2 separate regions of the Mus musculus genome follow, and region 1 is linked to region 2. The links are chromatin contacts, found by Hi-C or POLR2A ChIA-PET in ENCODE. All regions are on one chromosome and are shown on one strand. Each heading gives the region's core, a stretch centred on a gene start or an enhancer-like site at or near the end of the contact. The rest is flanking DNA. Distances are from core to core; before and after follow the strand shown. Region 1 overlaps Spats2l (spermatogenesis associated, serine-rich 2-like). Region 2 has its middle 6.8 kb from the start of Gm22371.

What was found. Hi-C counts contacts between places; a loop is a spot of excess contacts on that map. ChIA-PET counts read pairs that join two places held with the same protein, here RNA polymerase II (POLR2A).
Region 1: a loop to region 2 is called in a map of left cerebral cortex, with 2.8 times the contacts of the local background. The contact joins two enhancer-like sites. A Hi-C loop is called at or near these places in 1 of 37 maps with a recorded cell type or tissue (left cerebral cortex). POLR2A ChIA-PET finds 5 or more read pairs at or near these places in 1 of 5 experiments (Patski).

Annotation. Positions count from the first base shown.
Region 1 is chr1:57,873,059-57,880,097 of GRCm38, forward strand. It overlaps Spats2l (spermatogenesis associated, serine-rich 2-like), which reads left to right. Exons shown (of 14, transcript NM_144882.4): 5 at 6,450-6,558. Among named protein-coding and RNA genes, the nearest start is that of Kctd18, 94 kb to the right of the region's middle. Within about 2 kb of position 5,629, at least 1 of the 3 ENCODE cell types and tissues checked has a DNase peak (open chromatin) inside an H3K27ac peak, as active enhancers do.
Region 2 is chr1:57,425,361-57,432,892 of GRCm38, forward strand. No RefSeq gene overlaps it. Among named protein-coding and RNA genes, the nearest start is that of Gm22371, 6.8 kb to the left of the region's middle. Within about 2 kb of position 4,580, at least 1 of the 3 ENCODE cell types and tissues checked has a DNase peak (open chromatin) inside an H3K27ac peak, as active enhancers do.

The DNA.
Region 1 (7,039 bases), core at 4,379-6,878, 450 kb after region 2:
GAGTCATAGTGCACCTCAGTCTGTCTGTCTGTCTGTCTGTCTGTCTGTCTCACCTGTTTGTTTGCATGTCTCTTCCCCAGCTCTGCCCCTGCCTGCACCGTTCCTGTTCTGTCCAGACATCCAGTGTCGGGACTAGACTTTTAGCGAGTGATTAAATGAAACTAAGAGGGAAACACATGTTGGCTATATTCAATATGTGATGAAGAAAGAACTTAGGAAAGATGTTAGGCACACTGTCCCTGTATCTGTGGAGGAAGAAAGTTCTCTAAGCCACTAGTTAAAGGACAATCTTCCCAAAATAAGCCTTGGCCTGCACATAAGCTACATGTTCTTGCAGTTTCAAAGCCATACCTTCATGGCCTATTGAGAATACTCCCACTCTTTTCTGTTTCAGACTTATTGAGCAGCTAATATATGTCAGACTCTCTAGAAGGCACTTTACACGCATCAGTTCTTCCCATTTTTACAGGCTGTGGCAGATAATAGCCTCTTTTTATGAAAGAGTTTCAAAGATCTGAGCAGTTGACCAAGGTCGAATGCCAGAGCCAAGATTAGAGCATAGCTCTGTTCGCTCCAGTGCTCTCTCCATGACATCTCTCCATCTAGAAAGCATCCTCCTGTCTGTGGGCAGGCATCCTTGCTCTTCTGTACTGCCATCATACCTTGTTCATACAAAGAACACAGCACTGATTCTCATTATAGAGTTCCCAGCCCAGCTGCTACACTGTACCTCCTTGGGACAGAACTATAGCTGGCGCTTTCTTGTATCCTCAGTACCTATCACTCAGAGCAGACTCAGCTGATGTCTGTCCTAAGCTGACTCTGGGAAGAGAGAGAGGCATACTGTCCACTTTCTTCATAGTCCCCAAACTCTAAAAATAGCAGTGTTCCTGATTAAATAGCAGTAGAACTGTAAGAATTTTAAAAGTGCACAAGTATTCTTCCAGTCTCTGATGGAATGTAGAGAACATACACGTTTTCTCTGCCTGTATAACACTTGGACGCAGTCAGTCAATTGAGACCCGCTGTGTTACTGTGGATGATAGACACAAAAGTAGATGCCAGTGGCTGTGTGGTAGCAGCATGCTGGTGGAGTATTTGTTCGGCTCCAAGCAGCAGCTGGATGTGGCTACAGGATGAATCACTAAATAAGCGGTTATTAAATACCTACCACACACACAGTATCAGTCACTGCAGAGTAGCCATGGTAACCATGCAGAAATGGCATTGGAGGATTCCACCCTCAGACTGCTTAGAGTCTAGTCAACACAGCTCGCACACAAATCCATAGGATAGCGGAGGTGCTCAAATATTTAAAGACACCTACCTACTGAGGAAGGGCTTTGAAGTTGAGTCAGGAATGCTTCTGGTAAGAAGGGTTAAGAAGGACGCCATGCATGCCTGGCCATTCAGCTGGAATATAAGAGTGGGGACAGATATCTTAAGTCAAAGGAGGGCCCTGATGAAGGAGCGGGGTGAGGAGTCAAGCTGGGTACGGGGCACTTGTCTGTGCTAGGTAGAGGAACAGCGTCACTTGGAAAAGCAGGCTGCTGCCAGGGTGCCCTATGGCCTTGAATGTCAGAGTATACAAATTGCATTTCACTGCTAGTTCTTCGGTAAGGGAATAAGATGGTTGTGATTCTGTGGCCATCTCCCCATGTCCATGTGTTCTAAACCCAAGAGTTCAGGTCACCACAGATCAAGAATACTTTGGAAAAAAACTAAACATGTATAGAATTTTGTCTTGTCATTATTTCCTAAACAATGCAATATAACTATTTTCATGGTGTTTACATTTGGAAGAGGTATTTTAAAATATATATTTAAAGTACCTAGAGAATTTGCATAAGTACATGCGTACCCATTTTTGTAAGGAACTTGGGCTCCTATGTGTTTTGGTATCTTGGAATCCTGGAATACATCTCCCACAGGACCACAGGAGAATACATTTTTGAAAGGATGGCAGCATCAGAGTGAATTTCCAAGGGAGAGACTAGAGTGGAGAGACTGGCTATTTTGTGTCTGTTGATAATGCTAGGTCTTGGCTGATCACACAGCAGTGGAAGTCGATTGAAAAGTCTTCTCTGAAACTCCAGCATGGTTTTAGACCCACTGGTAAGCCAAAAAGAAAGCCTAAGGAGCCATCACAGACTGGCTTGATAATGCGCAGTGTGAACAAGGAAATCTGTTAACAGCCCTTCAACCAGCTATGAACCGAACAGCATCCCATTGCTTGGTTAATGCATGAGCCAATAGGGTGGAGCCTGGTGCAGAATATGTCAGAGCCTGCAGGGCCAGATAGGAAAACCCCCGAGAAAAGAGGGAATCCAGATGAAATTTACTCCGATGGTAACATCACAACAACCCCTTTCTAAATAGCAAATTGAATTTGCTAAACCAGACATAAATTAGTAGAAGAGAAACAGATGAGCACGGTATTGGAAGGCTAAAGCAGTTGCTAAATGAAGCGCTAACTAGCCATCTTGACTGTCACCCAGCAGGCAGAATGGCTGCCTGGTGGGCACGAATGGACCACTCTGTTAGTTTGGCAGGGGAGTCCCTTAGGATTGCTGTCAAGGGCAGCATCTTCCAGCTTCCTTCCAAAGCTGCGGAAGGGCCTGGGGCTGTAGTGAGAGGCTGTGTGTGTGAGAGAAGCAATGCCAGAAAAGGCCTCTGCTACACAGCCACTGCCTGCGTGAATTTTATGAATTCTCCGTATGCAAACTCCCATTAGTCATGCATGGAAGGAGCCGTTCTGACAGCTCTCAGAAGCTGCATTTTCCTAGGCAGCCACAGCCACCGAGCACACCCAGGGCAACACTGCTTTGGCCACCCATCCCCTGTGTTTGCTGGCACTTGGAAATGAGATCTTTCTTAGACTTAAATACTCAGGCTCTTAGAGTCTGTGAATTGTAAATAGCAACTGACTGGTTCCTGCGTGTTTATTTGCGCACAGGAGCACATGTGATCTCTGCATCCTCCATGAAGTCCTTTCTATAAGAAATGATGCAGTGGATTTATGAATTGTGCCGCTCTCTTGGCATTGCCAGAGACCAGTGACCAGAGCAAATAGAAGTTAACCTAGACTTCAGCATCACTGAGGAATAATTAAGAACAAACAGGATACCCCCACCTTATTTACTCATTTCTGTAAAGCTTGAAATTCCTCTTCTAATTAAGGACCAATCCTTCTAGTTGGTACTACTTCTTATAGACTTGATATTGGAACTCAATTAGTGATGATATTCTAGAGAGACATTTGGAACTAAGATACATAAAATAAGGAAGGGTTGGAGAGATAGTTCTGTTGGAAAAATGCTTGCATGAGGACCTTAATTTGATGTCCAGCACCCACATTAAAGTTAGTCACTGTGATGCACATCTGTAATCCCAGGACTGAGAAGGTAGATTCCTGAAGCTCACTAGGTTTTAGCTCCAGGTTCTGTTAGAGTTGATCTCAAAATATAAGGTAGAGAGCCCTTGTAAAAGACACCAGATGTGGACCCTCGACCTTCACATGCACACATGTACACTCACCTCCTTATGGGCATGCACTCACACACACAAACACGCACACGCATGCATATACACACACACCAGTGACAACATAGTTCTGTCTGTCTGCACATAGCTGGCCATGCTCATGTGGTCTTTGTTTCTGATTTTACAAAGATGGGAAGAGTGATGCAGGCGTCTGAAGAGAAAGTGTCTATCGAGCAATGACTTACACTGTTTTTGCCTTAACATAATAAAACATGTTTTGCAGAGGAGAGTCTAGGAACAAGGGAGCAATTATTTTTATGTTGATTTTATGATTCCAGTCTTTGCTAGTCACACAGCTGTGTGTAGGTGGCTTGAAAACTTTGGTCTAACGTTACAATAATGTACTTAAGGTAATTAATAACTAAGCATTTTATTATTCAAAAAGGCATGCTTGATGTGGCGATAATGATGGTCATTATTATGAAATTTTACATATGAACAAACTGTAGTGGCTTGAACTGCTAAAACTGTATTTATTTAAAAGGCATTAGGAGTATAATATAGGTAACTCCAATGCACTACTAGATACAAGGCAAACATTATGTATTACTACTGTTAATGACTTTCCTGGGCTGGCTTTGGTTTTTGTTTCTTTGCATTTTGGTTTAAATATAAAGGTTTATACATGCCAGGCAAGTGCTCTACCAACTGAGCTCCATTCTTGACCCCATCTTAGCTTCTTCCAAAAAACCTGTTAATGTTCAATGAGAAAGAATACCAATCTTTGAAACATGCGTGATAAATAGATGAGATAAGAGGACTCAGCAAACAACTGAGAGATGCTCACAAGGCCAGCATGATGTCATAGCCTTGTAGACCCTGCCTAGTCTGGTCTTGTTATGTCTGACCTCCACTGTGCTCCAACAGCCTCATCCTCTGTCCCCCATCCACACGGTGGAGTCCTGTTCTTCTTGCCCAGAATGCTTGCTCCATCCCTAGCCCTACCCCTAGCCCTACCACTACCCCAACCCTACCCCAACCCTACCCTTTCCCATCCCCTTCCCCCTTCCACCCCACTCTTCTCACTCATCCTCCACATCTGAGTGTATCTATTGAGTCAGATGTCCCTGCTAATGATTTCACAGCATGTCTATGCACCTTGTAAGACTAGTCTACTCTGTGGTCATCTGAGCACGGTCTACATCCCTCATGACCTTTATGTTTCAGGAAATTTGATGCCTTGCCACACAATAACTTAAGGGTTCTCAACCTGCCTAATGCTGCAGCTCTTTAATACAGTTCCCTGTTGTGCCCCCAACCATAAAATTATCTCCTTGCTACTTCATAACTGTAATTTTGCTACTGTTATGAATCATAATGTAAATATCTGACATGGGGGATATCTGATATGCAGCCCCCAAAGGGGTTGTAACCCATAGGTTGAGGACCACTACAATGAGTATTTAAGAGGAGTATTTACAATGTCAGCTTAGTAGCACATGTCTGCCACTGGGGAGACAGAGACAGGAGAGTTTGAGGCCATATAATGCGACCCTATGTAAAAGAAATAAATAGTATTCACTGCGCTGGAGTTTTAAAGAAGGGCAGCAAAGCAATGAGGACTTAGATTTTTTTTAAAGAGTCAGTTTTTCCAATGAAGTCTAGAGAAACTAAGAACCATAAAATGTGAGAATAGTAAAAAACCCAAAGGAGTATTGACTGACATATACAAGCACATATTCTATTAGAATCTCCAAATATTTAGCATTTTTAAATGTCAGGATTTGAAACCAATCTTCTGGTCAATAATGCCAACATCTCTACAAGTCCTATGCCCACAGCCTATGCAATGTTCTCATTATAACCTAAATACTGCTATATACGGATCTGTGCGGAACAGGCAGCCTATTTTCTTGCATCATCAAAAATTACTCTGTACTGCTCAGTTAAATGTCTGGTCAATAGTGTCATATTACACATGCCATGCTTCTATAATCCATACCCCATGAATCCAATTATGACAAATTTCATTTAACTCTAAAACCCACTGGTCCTGACTTAAGTCTGAGTGGCTCGTGTATAGATTATACTGTTCTCTAATGAGCACTTCCCGCCGTCTCTGCACTGTGCTTGCATTTGTTAGTACAGAAATCCTTCTCATAAGATAGGGGTAAGATAGGTTATGCTGAAATGCATAGTACAGTCTTTAATAATCACAAGTTCGTTGAGATAAAGGTCAATTAATTCTAGCAGGCAACCAGAAAGAATCTATGCTACGTTTAATGGAAGAGGTCCTCTATGTCATGGAGAAGTGAACACTTGCTTGCAAGCATCAGAATTCTTGGCTCATACATGTATATACCTTTACTCTGTTTAATGGTTATTTTGCAGAAGGCTGTTTGAGATCAGTTTCTGTAACATAGCTGGGGTCCCCATCTCACAAACGCAGAGTTCCATAGTCTCCTGTCTTTATAAACAGGGATGGAGTTTCACAGCACACGTTGGTACCCCTCATAGATCTGCCTCCGCTGCGCCCAGAGAGAACTGAGGCATGGAGCTATTTCTGTATGTTTTCTAAAGATACCCCTGAGCGAGTGGAAAGGAAGCCTGAGACAGAAAAAGATTCTGTGTCCTCACGGAGAACACATCTTGTATGTATCTCAGCCTCCAGGAGGGTTGGTTGCCAAATCTGAGCTGGCTTTGCACAGTTGTTCTTGCAACCTCACAAGGGGACCTCTGTAGAGGTGTATACACAAATAAAGCAGGCATCCAGGAGATTACCAGCACAAATGCTCACTTCTCTGAAAGGCCTGGAGTATGTTTCTTGGCAAGAAGATAGATGGGTTAGCTTTCCCGGGCCTTCCTAAGTTATAATTCTGCTCTATCGGGGCATTGTGGGGGAGGATCTGTAGGTGAACAGTACTCGAGGTGTTTACCTTTCTGTTTTTCTCTTCCTTTTCTTCCAGATCTACGCAGTTAGATCAGTTGTTCCGAACAAAAGCAATAATGAAATCGTGCTGGTACTCCAACAGTTTGATTTTAATGTGGATAAAGCCGTACAGGCCTTTGTGGATGGTAGGTATACGTGCCCGCCCGAAGTGAAATGTTGGAGCTTATTAAATCCAATAGCATGTATTGTTTCCCTTAAATGAACTGAACATTAAATAGTTTCTAATACTTCTCATAAAAGATAAAAAACCATGGCACACCTTTACTCACCACCCCCTGGAGGCAGAGGCAGACCGAATTCTGTGAGTTCAAGGACAGCCTGGTTTACGTGGTAAGTTCCAGACAAATGCATAGTGAGACCCTGTGTGCTAGGCCAGCTAGGGCTACATAGTAAAAACTTATCTCAAGGAAGAAAACAAATAAAGAAACCAAAACTCACAACGGACTTCAAAAGAACATGGACACATTGTAAGGGCAGAATAAAGAAAGGTCTGCTCCACTAGTTTAAAAGAAGAGACTGTGAGGACTTTCTAGAGGACACTGATTATAAAGCTACTGGATCTTTGCCAATTATCTCAGTTTGTTAAGCATATCCTTTATTCGATGG
Region 2 (7,532 bases), core at 3,330-5,829:
CCACCCAAAAGGAAAGAAAGAAAGAAAGAAAGAAAGAAAGAAAGAAAGAAAGAAAGAAAGAGAGAGAGAGAGAGAGAGAAAGAAAAAGAAATGAGAGATAGGATATCTGACATAGGCAGTTAACACTTGGGCTATTTGAATCATGAGCCAGTGTGGATGGATCCCAACATCTGTCTGGCAGGCTTGCCTCTCGCCTCTCTGGCTTCACTAAGAGCAGCCTACAAAGATCCCCTGATTTCTTCCAGCAAGAGTCTGGAAAGAGTCCTGAATATAGCCAAGTCATTTGTAAAAGTACAACAAAGTAGAGTGCCCAAGGAGAGCCTCTTCTTTCCAGAACTGTTTAAATATTGTCCTCAGTGTCACAGGCAGATCTCTGAGGGTTCTTATTCTGCTGTTTCCACCCGGAGCACCTCCTTGCTGGAGAAGCCTGGGTGGTGTTCATTCCATCTTCAGACAAGGGAACCTCATTCTTTGGTGTATTGGACAATCTGGTATCATTTACTAGCTTAGCAAACTGGGACTCTCACTTTTTTGTGAGCCAACAAGAATGAGCAGCCGACAAGTCAGAAACCTCCATAATTATGAACCAAAGTTTTTCTTTCCTTTTATTTTAGGTATTTGTGACAGGATAGCAGGCTGTCTCTGTACTGCAGCTCAGCCACGGGCACGGCTGTGTTGGTCTCAATCACACCTGGCCTGCCCTTCACTCCAGCTCCCGTCCTGGCCTCGCTGAGTCTCCCATGTACACTGCAGTGTTGCATCCAACTGTGAGAGCTGGGAAGCTTTCACAGGGCAAGACTGCCCTGTTGTGCCTGGCCCTCTTTTGACATCCTTCTTATCCTACAACATCGGGATAGCCCCCTCCCAGACAACGGTAACACTGCGATTTCATCTCAAACCAGATGGAATCAAGTCCAATAACTGACCTTGTCAATCAGTTCATTGCCAAGGAAGAGATTTTTGATTATTGCCTTTTAAAGCAAACAACAGCCAACCAAAATGAAAACAAAAAGTTTAAGCCAGGCGTGGTGGCGCACGCCTTTAATTCCAGCACTCGGGAGGCAGAGGCAGGCGGATTTCTGAGTTCGAGGCCAGCCTGGTCTACAAAGTGAGCTCCAGGACAGCCAGGACTATACAGAGAAACCTTGTCTCGAAAATCCAAAAAAAAAAAAAAGTTTAAAATGATGTCAAGTCTAGGTATTTTAGTTCATTTGGTACTTGGAGGCAGGTTTTGTCTTTGGGACCATGTGAAGCAGAAGCACTGTCTGGTGGAGGCTGTCTCATAAGGCCTTGCTGGAATTGTCTTTGACTTCTCCTCTCCCTCTGTCTGGGCCTCAGTCATAATTAGGTCCCTATTGGGCTCATTGACTGGAACTATGCTGCCTCGTTGTGTCCTTTGTCCAAGCCAGCAAGGGCAGTCACTTTGTGAACTCCACCACTTCTGAGAAGACCTTCCTGGACACCTAAGTAAAAGCAATACCAGCCCCTCTCTCAACCCTAATATGTACAAGAATGTCCACCTGTCAGTCCTTGTTATCTCTCAATCCTTGTCTGCCCTGTACGCATTAGAGTTTCTCTCTAGCACCCCACTGTATACATTCTGCTTGACTGAGCTCCATTCAGGACAGGGTTAGCTAAATGTTAGACTACTGACATTTGAGAATACATAATTCTTTTTATTTTAAGATTTATTTATTTATTTATTTATTTATTTACTTACTTACTTATTATGTATAAAACATCTGCCTGCATGTATTCCTGCAGGCCAGAAGAGGACATTAGGTTTCATTACAGATGGCTGTGAGCCACCATGTGTTTGCTGAGAATTGAACCCAGGACCTCTGGAAAAGCAGCCATTAACCTCTGAGCCATCTCTCCAGCCCCCAATACATAATTCTTTTCTGATGGTTTCTGGAAGAGCTGTCCTGTGCAGTGTAGAATATTTAATAGTTTTCTAGCCTTTGACCATTAGACACCTCTATAGAGACAACCAAAACGTCCAGACAGTGCTAAATGTTAAGTACTCATCTGAACACTTAGCTGCTGTTGTAACTGTTAATGTGAGAAACACTTAATTTATCAAAGCTTGTCAGCCCCAACAAAAGCCCCCATTTCCTCAACCCCATCTCCTTCCTCCTTACAGCAACTGACCAATCGTTCCTGACTGTCACGTGAAAGGAAAAGTATCTGCCCAGAACATCCAAGATCAAGTTCTCAGAACAAAGGAGGGACAGAGGGCAGGGGTAAGGGACAAAGACAGGAGGTAGAGGAAGAAGAGGAAGGGGACAAGGGAGAAAGGAGAAAGGAACACGAGGGGAGGGGCATTTGTCCAAGGGGAACAAAAGTCCGCCTCTAGCTAAAGAGGGGACAAATGGCAGATTACAAAGGTAAAGAGGGAACCCCAAGTTAGGAGGATGTGGTTAATTTTAATTGGACATGTTAATTAGGTGAGCCAAAGAGGGCTCTGATTGCTGAACTATAATACTTTGATAGCTGGACCTTGGTAGTCAGCCTCAGAAGTAAGTGGCCAAAAGAACGAACCTTGATGGCTAGCTTTAGGAATGTAATTTATTTTTATTTTATTTTATTTTATTTTTTTAGCAAGGCAGAGGGAATGGGGGAGAAGGGTAAGACCTGCCAGAGCCATGCCCTACATTCTAGAGCTGGCTAGAGTCCCTTCAGTGAAGCCCAGGGCCCACCAATGTGACGAGACACAGTCACCACCTATGTCAGGGATAAAAGACAGAAGCCAGAATATTCTGGCTGAATGTGTTGGTTAGCTGTGTTGGAATTCTGGCACACCATTTAAAAGAAAGAAAGAAGAAAAAAGAAATTACTTTGCTGAATTACTCTTCGTGTGTTCCTTTGTGTGACATAGAGGTTATACTTTTCCCAACACTATGAAGCAAAATTGTCTTATACTAATAGTAGTTGTCATTTATCTATTGCCTACAGTGCCCTAGGGACTCACACTCAATATTTCCAACAAGACTTCCACCTTAAAGAGGGGTTATCATTATCTTCATTTTACAGACAGGGGAATGGGGGCATGGAATGATTTACAAACTTGTCTGGGTTTGTGCCATTGGTAAAATCTAGGCTGCAGAACACTGGGCAAACAGGAGTAGGCACTGCTGTGAGAATCTTTGCCTACCTACCCACTAGAGCAGAGACTGGGAAGCAAGCGAGCTCCCAAGCGGTGCATGCGTTCCGAGTGATGGTGCCAACTTTCCTTTCTAAGCCTTAGTGACTGTTTTCAGTCCTCATCATAACAGTAACAGGATTCTCTTAGAAATTAAATGCAGCCGCATACGTGAAAGTACTTAGCTGGTTTCTGGCACACGGGTCGCTCTGAATTCCTTTTCCTTCCTCTCCATATAGCCCCATGCCCTTAGCACTGAAAGTAGATCCTGAACACCTTGGTCAGACAAGCCCACTGGGAAATCTAACCTTTAAGCGATCTGTACTTTCACAGATCAGAATTGAGCAGAGCAATCTCCCTAGAAACAGCCTGCCATGCTGGCGTCTTGTCCCACATTGCTAATGACCAACAGTACCAGCCATCAGCACTTGCCAGCTAAGCCAAAGGGGGCTTTTAAATCTGCACTGATTGGATGCCATGGGGCTGGGTTGACAAGTAGCCTCCTGCTCCATTTCTAGATGCGAGTCAGTGAATTAATAGCTTGCCCCATTGTTTTCTAACACAGCCAATTAAGTGAACAGTCTGAATGTTTTGGCCAGCAGGCGGCAGCCTTTGCTAACATAATGGTCGGTACTCCTCTGTCTGGCAGAACCCCACCAAAAACTGGGTGCCTGTGAGGTTTACATGGTGTAGCCTTTAAATTGGGACGGGGCACAAATCTTGGCAGATAGAATTCCGAGAACTGGAATGGGGGCAAACCCCGTGTTGGTTTTTATCCATCTCCAGCTGAAATGGAGAGTTTTGATTCAATTGTGAACGCAAGTCAAAGATAATTTGCAGCTCCCACTCGGGACAGCTAGAAACACTGCTCACACTCTTCATTGCTTTAAAACTGCAGTAACTGTGGAACCTGCTGCTAGCTCTTGTTATTTAGCACATTAATATAGAAGTACACATAGAACCATATCACATATCTGTTGGTTTTGTTTTGACATTTTAATACCTACCTTTTGATACCACTGGCTTGCTTTGAGTTGTTATAGACGGTTTTATTTAGTTTTAAGTGTATTTACTTTAAAGCATTTTTTTTAATGATGAGAAATCTACAGACTTCACCACTCTGTCAATAGGTCCATAATTTAAAACCAGTACCAAGAGCATCCAGTGACAAGGCTACCAGAACAGTCTCTAGAAAAAAGAGGATCAAAAGATTTTTTTTTTCTTTTTTGTACTCAGTAGCTGTGACTTTACTCTTATCCTTCCATCTTTTCCAAAGATGTGTGCCATATCTGTATGAAACTGTTTGCAGCGACGCCTGGCAGAGTACACTTTAACCTCAGGGTGAGATTTTGGCGTATTCAGATCACATTACTAACAAAAGCTTCAGTGTCTAGGATGCCTGCCATCCCTGCCTAGGGAAGGAAGAGGCACCCGCTCTTCCAGCTGCTTTCACATCTTTGTTCCGCTTGATTTATTGCCAGGGCTCAGGGATCCCCGTCGACAATTACTTCCTTTTCGGCAAGAAGCCCTGCGTTCCCTCGAAGCGTCACTTCTAGAATCTAGTCTCCTCTTCTTCCTCCCTTAAGAAATATTCTGAAATATGTTTAATAGGAGGGGGAAAAGTGTTCTTAAACACCCCCCTCCCATCTTCTTGTTTCCTTTCTCCCAAGTAAGGGAAGCCACACTAATTGGGCAGACCCAGCCTGGGGCTAGGTACATTGTCCATTTTCCTGATACTTTATCCCTGAGTGTTGTCATGGAGACTACAGGAACCAAACAAGTCCACTGGAGGAATGTTACCTAACACTTTCTCATTCTTGGTCGCTGAACCATCTTCCCAGCTGGATCTTCCAACTGCCTCTATCCCCACTGCTCCCCAGCCTTGCTTTTTCCACCCCTAAGTAAACCTGTTTTTTTCTGCTGTGCTAAAGTACCATAGTCCAGGCAACTTAAGGGAAAGAACTTGTTTTGGCTTACAGTTCCAGAGAGATAAGAGTTCCTGTTGAGTCGGGCGTCATGACGCACACCTTTAATCCCAGCACTTGGGAGGTAGAGGCAGGCAGATTTCTGAGTTCGAGGCCAGCCTGGTCTACGTCTACAAAGTGAGTTCCAGGATAGCCAGGGCTACACAGAGAAACCCTGTCTCGAAAAAACCAAAAAAAAAGTAGAGCCATGGTAACAAGCAGCAGGCACAGCCAGAGTTTGAAGACCAAACTGCAGCCATAAGCACAAAGGGAGAGAAACCAGAAACTGCAGGAGGCTCTTACTTTCAAAGTCCACCCCCAGTGACATACTTCCTGAAGCAAAACCACACCTCTCCAAACACTTTCACCAACCGGGGACTGAGTATTCATACCTGCAATTATTACAGAGGACATTTTCATTTGAACCACTGCTACATCCCGTACTCCCTAAAAAGACACCAACAGCATCTGCAGTGGCAAAAATAACAAAAACAGGAAGATGCTCTCTTATTTCTTGAAGGCTGACGCTGTCCCCGTCATGTGTCCTTTCGACCAGCCATTGAGTATCGGTAGTGCTCACCAAATCTGTATCCATAGGGAAACTGAGACTCCGATCTTTTCCAGAACTTTACACATGTATCCAGGAGAACATTCTGGATTAGGGTGAGTCCTGATTCCATTGTCTGGTTCTTTTGAGATGAGAAGAGGACGTGGAGAGAGGATGAAAATGGGCGCAGTCAGTGGCCATCACAGTTGTGAGCTGAGGAGGTCTGGGACCATCAGAAGCTGGAAGCTGGAAGTGAAGTTTCAGGGGGAACATAGATTGATCATATATTGATTTTTGGAACCATAGATTCCGGAAAGATGAAGGAAAATGATCTAGCTGTTTTGAGACACTAATTTATAGTTCTTTGTTACAACACACTGGGGAAACTAACAGGAAAGCAAACACAAAGTGTTCATTTCACGATGAAGCCAGTGAGGTGGCTCTCACTGCTCTCGCTTGTCAAATGCAGAAACCTGAGCAGAGAGGCAGAGGACTTGCAGAGATTGGCACAGCCTGTGGAGTGTTGGCATTTGAACCTCTGATCTTAGTAACCCTAATGCTTTCCTTTCACTGCCCCTGGGTGTTGGATCTAGTTATCTGTTGACTATGCCTACTGGTTAAAATGATTTACGATCCCATGATAGCTGTGTTGCCAAGGGGAATAAGGACTTTCCAGTGGATCTTCTGTTTCCCCAATGGAGGGAAGATTGAAAGGGAGCTAGCTTCCCCAGCTCCTGGTCTCCACAGGGCTCTGTACCCCAGCGCTTTTCTGGAATGCCTTGGCTTCTTCTCCTCTCTGTCATTCCTATCCAGGCTGTGGAGAGCCTCCTCTGAGGCAAACATCTCCTCTTCAGAGCAAGCCTCCTGTTTCCTAGCAGATCATATCATGAGCATTTTCGTAAGCCAGAGTGGTTCCACAACGTGGCGATACAGTTATCTGCTTGGGAAGAGCAGCAAGTGCTGCTGTGTCCAGGTGCATAATTCTTTTTATTCATAGGGACATTTTTAATAAAATGAACCATTCTCCTGATATAAAATTATTCCATCCCCTGTGGCTCAGGTCAGTCCTTCTCATACCACATGCCCTGTCCCCTGGTGTTTGGGTTCCAGAGATGGCCCACTACAGTGAACTTCAAACCATGTCTGCAAGCTGTCCGGCTGACCTGTGTCAGGGATTCAATGATGTCAGCTCACACAACTCAAGGGCTTGAAGCCTATCAATGTCCCAAATCCCCAGCTTGTCAAAAGTCACCTGGTTTGAACTGACAGCAGGGTTTTCATTTGGGGGGAGAAAAAACACCAAAGGATTTTTACAAGATTTGCTGTAGAAGTGCCAATCCTGTCACTTTAGGTGAAGCTCATACCAGTTCAGGTGGCTGCTCTAGTCTCACCAGGTGGGTGGCCTCAGGCACATACCTGAGCTTCTACTAGGACAATATTGGCTCATCTCAAAGGCTTCTAGACTGAACATTTCAAACAAGAAATATAATAAAAAGAAAGAAAGAAAGCAGACTAAAAAAAAATGTTATCTTCTTCCAAATGCAGTAAGAGGGTTATGTTATAATAGAATGTGGATATGGTCAGAGAGCTGCCTGCCACAAACAAGAAGCAGCAGATTTTTCTAAATAAGAAAATCTGAAATAAAGAGCCCGTTGACTCCCTTCTCTCCAGTGCCTGTCTCATGTTTAAAAAGAATATAAAGGCAAAGACTAAAAGCCTACTCTGAGTTGGCATTTTACAGAACATCATATAATTGTTTTTTTTTTTTAATTAATTTTGTGTAGTCGGGGCACATGACCATATAGGAGAGTCCTTATCTCTAGTGAGTGAGCCAGGACTTGTGTGCTCTTTCCTGGAATCAGGGGCAACCGTTCCCATC